3 separate regions of the Mus musculus genome follow, and regions 2 and 3 are each linked to region 1. The links are chromatin loops, found by intact Hi-C in ENCODE. Cell type or tissue: heart. All regions are shown on one strand.

What was found. A loop is a pair of places that touch in the nucleus more often than their neighbours do. Peaks named below come from ENCODE experiments on the same cell type or tissue, not always from the same donor. Only the 100,000 strongest peaks of a DNase experiment are listed, where the experiment ranks them.
Region 2: a loop joins it to region 1, with 7 times the contacts of the local background. A loop is called at or near these places in 34 of 42 quality-filtered maps.
Region 3: a loop joins it to region 1, with 7 times the contacts of the local background. A loop is called at or near these places in 32 of 42 quality-filtered maps.

Annotation. Positions count from the first base shown.
Region 1 is chr9:41,460,652-41,463,151 of GRCm38, forward strand. The region is part of intron 3 of Mir100hg (Mir100 Mirlet7a-2 Mir125b-1 cluster host gene); the gene reads left to right. Among named protein-coding and RNA genes, the nearest start is that of Mir100, 70 kb to the right of the region's middle. In heart, no CTCF peak of the experiment used is centred here; a DNase peak (open chromatin) is centred at 1,370; H3K27ac peaks cover 1,074 bases.
Region 2 is chr9:41,230,284-41,232,783 of GRCm38, forward strand. No RefSeq gene overlaps it. Among named protein-coding and RNA genes, the nearest start is that of 1700063D05Rik, 25 kb to the left of the region's middle. RefSeq lists an enhancer at 1-262. In heart, no CTCF peak of the experiment used is centred here; no DNase peak of the experiment used is centred here; H3K27ac peaks cover 215 bases.
Region 3 is chr9:41,949,536-41,952,035 of GRCm38, forward strand. No RefSeq gene overlaps it. Among named protein-coding and RNA genes, the nearest start is that of Gm36227, 32 kb to the left of the region's middle. RefSeq lists an enhancer at 1-2,500. In heart, CTCF peaks have their summits at 1,294 and 1,808; DNase peaks (open chromatin) are centred at 146, 726, 1,296 and 1,786; H3K4me3 peaks cover 1,763 bases; H3K27ac peaks cover 2,500 bases.

The sequences.
Region 1 (2,500 bases):
ACTGTTTCTTTTTGTTTTTTGTTGTTGTTGACTCACACTTTCTGTCATTGAAACACCTATGGTGTGGGCATCCACCACGGCAGCAGGTAGGTCATATGATAGATCCAGAACACATCTACTAGTGAAGCAAAACGTCCAGAAGCTTTGGGGAGCCTTGAATGTTGAACAAATGCATTGAATGTTCCACCAACTTTCTCTAAGCCAGGGAGCTCTTTGCTCTCCACGCTTACATAAACTTTGAACACTGGTTTATATAACACTGGTGCTTAGAGAGCTCCTTGCCTGTGTAAGAAATCCCAACACAAAAGGAAACCAAGTGGAAAAACAAGGAAAATTCCTCTCGTTTACTCACGGTTTCCCCCCAAGCCAACCTACACAGCTGAAGAACATCTTTGCCCCCTACTGCTTTGAGGCTCACGGGGTATTGTGTATTTGAGAAGAAGGGCTCTTTTGTACCCTGTACGTCAGGTACACCCCCACCGCCAGCACTTAGAATCTTCTACTGCATAAGGTTCTTAAATTTGTGATACTATAAAAATGAACAAGAACAGCCAGGGCTATACAGAGAAACCCTGTCTTGAAAAACAAACAAACAAGCAACCCCCCCAAAACAAAAAAAAACAAAAAAGAATGAACAAGAAGGACTAATTTCTCTTCCCTGTGGAACACAGAATATGAGGAATTCTGGGTATTTATGTGGGAAGGGAGCCTTTACACTGCCTTTTCCCACAAAGGATGTATTTGGAGACAAGCTTAGAAGGAGAGAGACATTAAAGTTGCTTCTTTTAGTCTCATTAAAGATGCACCTGTGTTTTCTTTCTTGCTGTGGCTATTCAAAACTGTTGCGTTCTAGACTGCCGCCAGTCACGTTAGGTGGGTGTTTTCCTTGTTATTGTTTTGGTTTTGTTTTTTAGATGTGGATGGAACTTCAGAAACTGAACTTTGGTCATGCCCTGTCTCAGAGTTCAGAGTGGTTTGCACCTTTCAGCTCCGGCTTCTGAAATCAATGTACAATGTTGAATCTTGGATTTTCGTGGCACATTTCCTGAAAGGTTTATCTCTAGGCCCATCTTGTTTTTTTCTTTCCCTGAGAAAGACCCACATGTAACTTTGTACCCCACCGAGGAAATGTGTGGAACGTTAAGAGGCGAGCATGGTCTCCGTGGCCTCCCTTGACAATGGTGCTTACTTGCAAAGGCCGGAAGAACACAATGGTTCCTGCTTCCTCTTGGGTCCTGCCGGGTTTGGTTTTTGCTCTCCTGCGCCACCTGCTGTCAGGAGCACCACAGGCCTGCTTCCCGGCTTGCAGCCCTAGCAAGCCCGGCAGGAGCCAGAGCCAAACCCTTGGTCCCAGCAGATGTTGCTTAGGCTGCCAGGTTTCTGTCCAGACCTTATCTTTGTTGCCTCGTCTGGCTCCTAGCTCAGAATTCCAGTGTCCCCAAATGACTTGCCTTGCAGTCACGCAGACCCTGAGCTCACTGGCCAGAAGGAAGGAGTCTGCCAGTTTGAGGGCTGCTGAAGGGCAATTCTTGCTAGCTTTCTGAATGTGTGGTCAGTGGAAACTTGCTTTAGCAGTGAAAACGCACAAACATTTCTTTTGAAAGGGCAACGGGCATATGACATTTGTCCTTTAATGGACTTTCATCACATCCTCAATTTGTACCAATTGACAGCCCCCACCCCCCACCCCTACCCCCGTCCCAGTTTTCTCAAGTTTGATTTTTGGTTCATTGTGTTGTTTAAACTCTTGGGACTTTCCTGCATCCTCACCAATGAGTTAGTGATTTTAAACAAAGGACCACAGAGAGAAAAGGTTTGCTTTTCTTGCCTTCCGATGGTTCCCTGTTCTAGTCTGATCAGCTCTTGACAATAGGTTCTTACACATTTGTCCCTTAAACATATACTTACACATGTAATATAAGCATGGCATATTGGAGGCTCACCTCAAAACGTCACTGTAATGCCAAGACTCTAGCTGATCAAAATCCTCTAGGTATCATTTTCGAGGTAGGTCTCACTCTGTAGCATAGGCTAACCTCCAACTTATGGTTCTCCCACCTTAGCCTGTAGAGTGTTGGGATTACAGGTGTACCTCTGTGTCTGTCTCAAACTTCATCTAAAAAATTCTTTGCTATTTGTCTATCAAAAGGGAAAGGTGGCCCCGAGATCTCAAATGCTCATTTCCAATTTAATTCCTTAAATAAAGCTGACTTTGTAGAATGGCTGACTTCTGCAGTTACTCTGATAAGCGTGAGGCACATGACCAGCAATTGTTTTTTGAAATTAGAAGGGAAAAAATAAAACTCAGAAATATATGCATAAAAGAGACTTGAGATAAACGCAAGTCAGAACTTCCTGAGAGCAAAGGTTACATGATACTCTTGGGAAAGAGAAGAAGTGAGTGGCTGTGCCAGCAAGAGCCCTCGAGCGAGGGGGCACATTCATTTTGCTCAGTAAGCACTTACTAAATTCCTGCTCTGTGTTAGCACTGGGAGGTGCT
Region 2 (2,500 bases), 230 kb before region 1:
CTGACTTCCGCATGAGCGCTGAGGTGCATGAACACACACGCGTGCGCACACAAACACACACACACACACACACACACGCATACAGACACACACAGACACACATATGTGTGTGCACACACACAACTCATGCACGCATGCAAGAATGCACGCAGTATACCCATAACCACACATACACGCAGGCATGTGCACATATGCATGCGTATACATTTATTGTGTGTGGATGAGTGCTCCCATGCCATGACTGGCATGTAAGGGTCAGAGGGCAGCTTGTAACTGGACTCAAATAAATTTCTAAAACTTTTTAAAAGGGTGAAGATTACAATTTATCTATCTATGTATCTATCTATGTATCTATCTATGTATCTATCTATGTATCTGTCTATGTATCTATCTATGTATCTATCTATGTATCTATCTATGTATCTATGTATCTATGTATCTATGTATCTATGTATCTATGTATCTATCTATCTATCTATCTATCTATCTATCTATCTATCTATCTATCTATCTATCTTGCAGTTCACACAGCTCTGGGGTGATTAATACATCTTCTTCCTGTTCCAGAGGTACCAGATTTAGAAAATAAGAACCCAGAACTCCTAAAATTAGATTTCTTATGGGGTTATTGAGACATGTATGCTAACAAGCCAACTGTTTATCGGAAATGTAAATGTATCTGACCATTGTGCGCTTTCATCTGTCGACTGTACCCTGTCTCCAAAGAGAGAAAGCTGAGCTTGGTGTTCTCTCAAGCATGCTTGAATTTTGGACATGACTATGTTTTTAAAAGGACAATTTGAAAACACCCTATCAATGTACCAACGTTCAAATTCTCTGTTACAGTTTCGTCAGAAACCCTTTGAACTGTGCTTGCTTCACGGTATCCCCTCATGGAATCATTTTTAAGTGAATCCTAAGGAACAAAACAGTGGCAGAGCAGTTTGAAAACACAAAGGGCCTCAGGACAATTGTGAAGGAAAGCAGAGCAGATCACTGTACCAAGTACCCCAGGGAAACCACACCGTGGAAAGGAATCCCTGAGGAGGGCCGAGTGGAATATTCTCCCTAGGCACACATTTAATCAAACTTCAAAAGAAAGACAGCCATTCCCTTTGGAAGCCATTATATAATGAAGTCAACCCTGCTTTCAACTCCAAAACTAATTACTGGATTTATTCTTCTTACTTAATCTATTCCCAGGTATTTGGACAAAATGCTATTCTCTATTACTTTGCTAAGACAAACAGAAACCATAAGTAACATTAATTTGTCCCTACTAGGTGTGCGCATGCTGATTTTAGAACTACCAGTCAGTATTTGCATATAGAGGAGTCATCACATTTATAAAGAAGGCCCATTACACATAGAGAAGGTTTTTAAATCTAACACACATCAAAGTAGATCCTGGTCTCATAAGGAAAACATCTTATTCTGCAAAGACAAGACACATGGCTCTTTTTAAGATAAGGTCTTACTCCATGACTCAGGCTAGCCTGGGACGCACTGCATAGCTCTCACTGGTTTTGACTGTGCCACAATCCATCTTCCTCAGCTCTTTCTAAGTGCTATGATTACAGGTCTGATTTACTTTATCCAACTTGGAATGTTTGGGTCTTGAAGTCTTAAAGCCACACACTGAAGAGTGGACAACTCATGTGTACCATGTGCACACATAAATAAACCATCACCTAGCACCTGTTAGGGTGGGTATTACTAAACACATATGTAAGTGTTGGTGAGGATGTGGGGAGCAGACCCATGTGCACAGTTGATGGGAATGTCTATCATTACTGTTATTACGAAAAATAGTGTGTATGTTCCTAAGAACTAGAACCTTTATGTGCTCCTACAATCCCTCATTTGATTATGTAGCCAAAGGAAATAAAAAGAGCATCTTAAAGAGGTAATAGCATCCTGCTGTTCATTGTAACAACGTTCATAGACACTGCAACCATAATAAAAGGTGAATGGACAGATAAATTGTGACACATACATATGAACACATACGTATTCATATAAAGGTGGAATATTATTCAGCTTTCAAAGAAGGGGGATTCCTGTCAACTATGTGATGTCACATTTATTAGCAATGGACCTGGAGAACATTATATTATGTGAAATGTGATACATAGAGAGCCAAATCCTGCATGATCCCATTTATATGAAGAAATTGAACTTGTAGAGAAGTCCTGAGTATAATGATGGCTTCTAGTGGCTGGGATTGGAAGACAGGGGAGGACATTGGTCAAAGGTCAGTTATGCAGGATGAATCAGTTCTGTAGACCTATTCTACAGCATGTTGACAATACTTATAGTAATGTAGCACACACTTGGAGTTTTCTACGAGAACTTATCACAGGAGTTTTCGTCAGCTATATAAAGAGTTAACGGAAGTAATAAACATATGAATTGGGTCTACTACGGGGAGAATTTTACAATACATATGCTCATCAGGCTTTATGGTATACATTTGAAATGTATACAATTTTCCCGTCAA
Region 3 (2,500 bases), 490 kb after region 1:
TTCACCCACCATTTTTATTTCCATGCTTGATTCACTGAGCTCAACCACCACTGGGCAGAGAAAAGGGAAGGACAAGATGGCCGCACAGCCAGCCTGCCTGGCAGACTCCGACCCCAGTCAGCCACCACCAGCTAGCTCTCCAAGGGCAGGACCTGAGGCATCTGCCAGATGGGTGCTGGCTTTTGATCAGCACCGAGTTGAGCCAGAGACCTGCTTGAAAGCCGGCAAGCTCCCTGAAATTAGCTAGCAGAAATCTCCCTAGCTTCCTTGACCACATTACTTGAAGAGTTTGAAGACAGATTGGAAAAAAAAATGCATGGATGGGGACCGCACAGTAAAGACCAGACCTTCTTTTCCGAGGACAAGTCATTCCAGCTCAGCCAAGGGAGGCAGGGCACCCTTTCTGCTCTCGTGGGTGGAACTGTGTGTCTTGTGGCCAGATTTAACTATCAGTGCCCCTGCACTCAGCGTGCAGTCTTTTAATCTCATAGGATAACACCTGTAAAACCCGAGACTACTAGAATGGGTCCCCAAGCATCCCTGCCTGGTGTGTGACACGCAAAGGGCTGTTTACAAGACATATGATCATTCCAGCGGGTCCACTCAGCAAGGTCTGCTGGAGGCCTCATCTTTTCAAGAGGTCCTCTGGGGTGTGGGCTGCTATCCTCAGGAAACACAGCTTGCATCCTTAAGGGAGATTCAGAAATCCCCCACAGCTGTTAGGAGGCTGTGTCTGGCCCTGGAAGGAGCAGCCAGGCCAAGGGTTAAACAGAGGCTCAGCGTGTTCTGTGCCTGGCAATAGCAGTCTACATGACTCCAGGCCTCTTGTCTCACAAACCAGTTCAGCTTATTCGCCCCAACCTTCATAAAACCCAGAGGTCCGTCCTAGATCGACAAAGAACTCCAATTCTCCCCAAGCAGGCTTCGTCAAGGTTCAACTGTTGACTCCCGCCTGAATCTCCACGTTCACTCCCTCTGGTCACCCTAGCTGCACGTCTGTTCAGCCCCCCTTTCCTTTGGGGATAAATCAGCGTTTGCGTTTTTTTGTTTTAATTCTTTCAAAGGATGAGGAATGTTGACACTCCTGAAACAAGCCTCTGATGTCTGGTTAGACTTCAGACGGCTGAGTGTGAGCGTACGCTGACGCAATCGGGCCGATTGGGTTAAACCAAATATTACAATCGCAAGAATTCATCTGGAACTAATAATTTTGAGGCCACCGAAAGTAAAAGGGCCCTCTTTGGGCTTGGCCAGTGGCAGAGGCCAGCTCGGGCCAATGCTGCCACCTGCCGTGGGCGCGGGGAACAGGGCGCGCCGCCTCGGCCTTCCTGTTTTGTTCGCGACCCCTATGCACCCACGCAAGGCAGGTTCCTCGCCAGCCAGACCAGGGCTATTTTTAAAACGCTAGCGCCTGTCCCCAGCCCTTAAGGTAAAGATAGCCAGTCTGGCCGCTCACTGTCTTCTCTGAAAAAGGACCTCTTCCCAATTATAGACCCAAGACTGGCTAGCAGGGCACTCGCAGTTGGAGTTCCATTAAGCAAACAACCCCTTGTGCTAAAGAGATCGTGTGTCGCAGGCTCACTTAGAGGAACGCTCATTTAAGGAAGATTGTTTTATTTTGCGGGAGATGAAGGAAACACACAACTCTGGGTTCTGTCGGCACATTGCTGAACTGCAAGTCACGTGCCAGATCCAAAAATGATGAAAACATCTGTTTTTGCTTTAGCCCAGCGAGGCCCCGACGGTGGGGAGGGGCAGGGAAGGGACCGTGGTGGCTTTGCTCATGAGCGCCATCTGCCGAGCCTGCCGGGGAAACGCGTGAGATCCCGGCACAATGCAAGTTGCCGCTCACCCCCGGGGAAAGGAGAGATCAACAGGTGGGGGTCTGTGCCCGGGAGACCACTCTCCTCGGAGGGCAACCCTGGCAGTGCCCTGGGAACTCTGCAACTCTGAGTTGTCTCGGGGTGTTCTCAACAAAGAGATCTTTCCCTGGTGACTGCTCTGGGGCAGAGGAAGAGACCGAGGGTGGCAGCGAATGAATTCTCAGGTTGGAAAGGAAGGCGGTAAGGGGGAGGGGAGGGGCTCTTGGTGTGCAGACAGTAAAATTTGCGGTTCGTGCCGGCTGAAATCTCCCAGAACAAAGAAACCACTTCCCAGCTCCCGCCCTGCACTCCCACCAACCAGCTCTCTTTCCTGCTATGGTTGTGCAGTAGGTCTGAGAATGCTCCAGAGTTCAGAGATACTACTGTCGTCAGGCAGAGCTTGTCCATCCCTTTCTGTGTAACTCGTCCACCCTCAAAAAGCCAGTGGTGGATCCCAGCTCTGAACAGGGACCTCACTGACAGCCATGACATACAACCTTAGCGTTTTGTTCAGTCTTCCCCAAGTTATTCATTGCTTGCCTGCCAAGTGCCTAACACTCCGCACAAGTGTTTGCAAGAAGTATATATGTGTACAAATACGTCAGAGGAAAACGTGTGCGTGTCAGCGTTACACACAA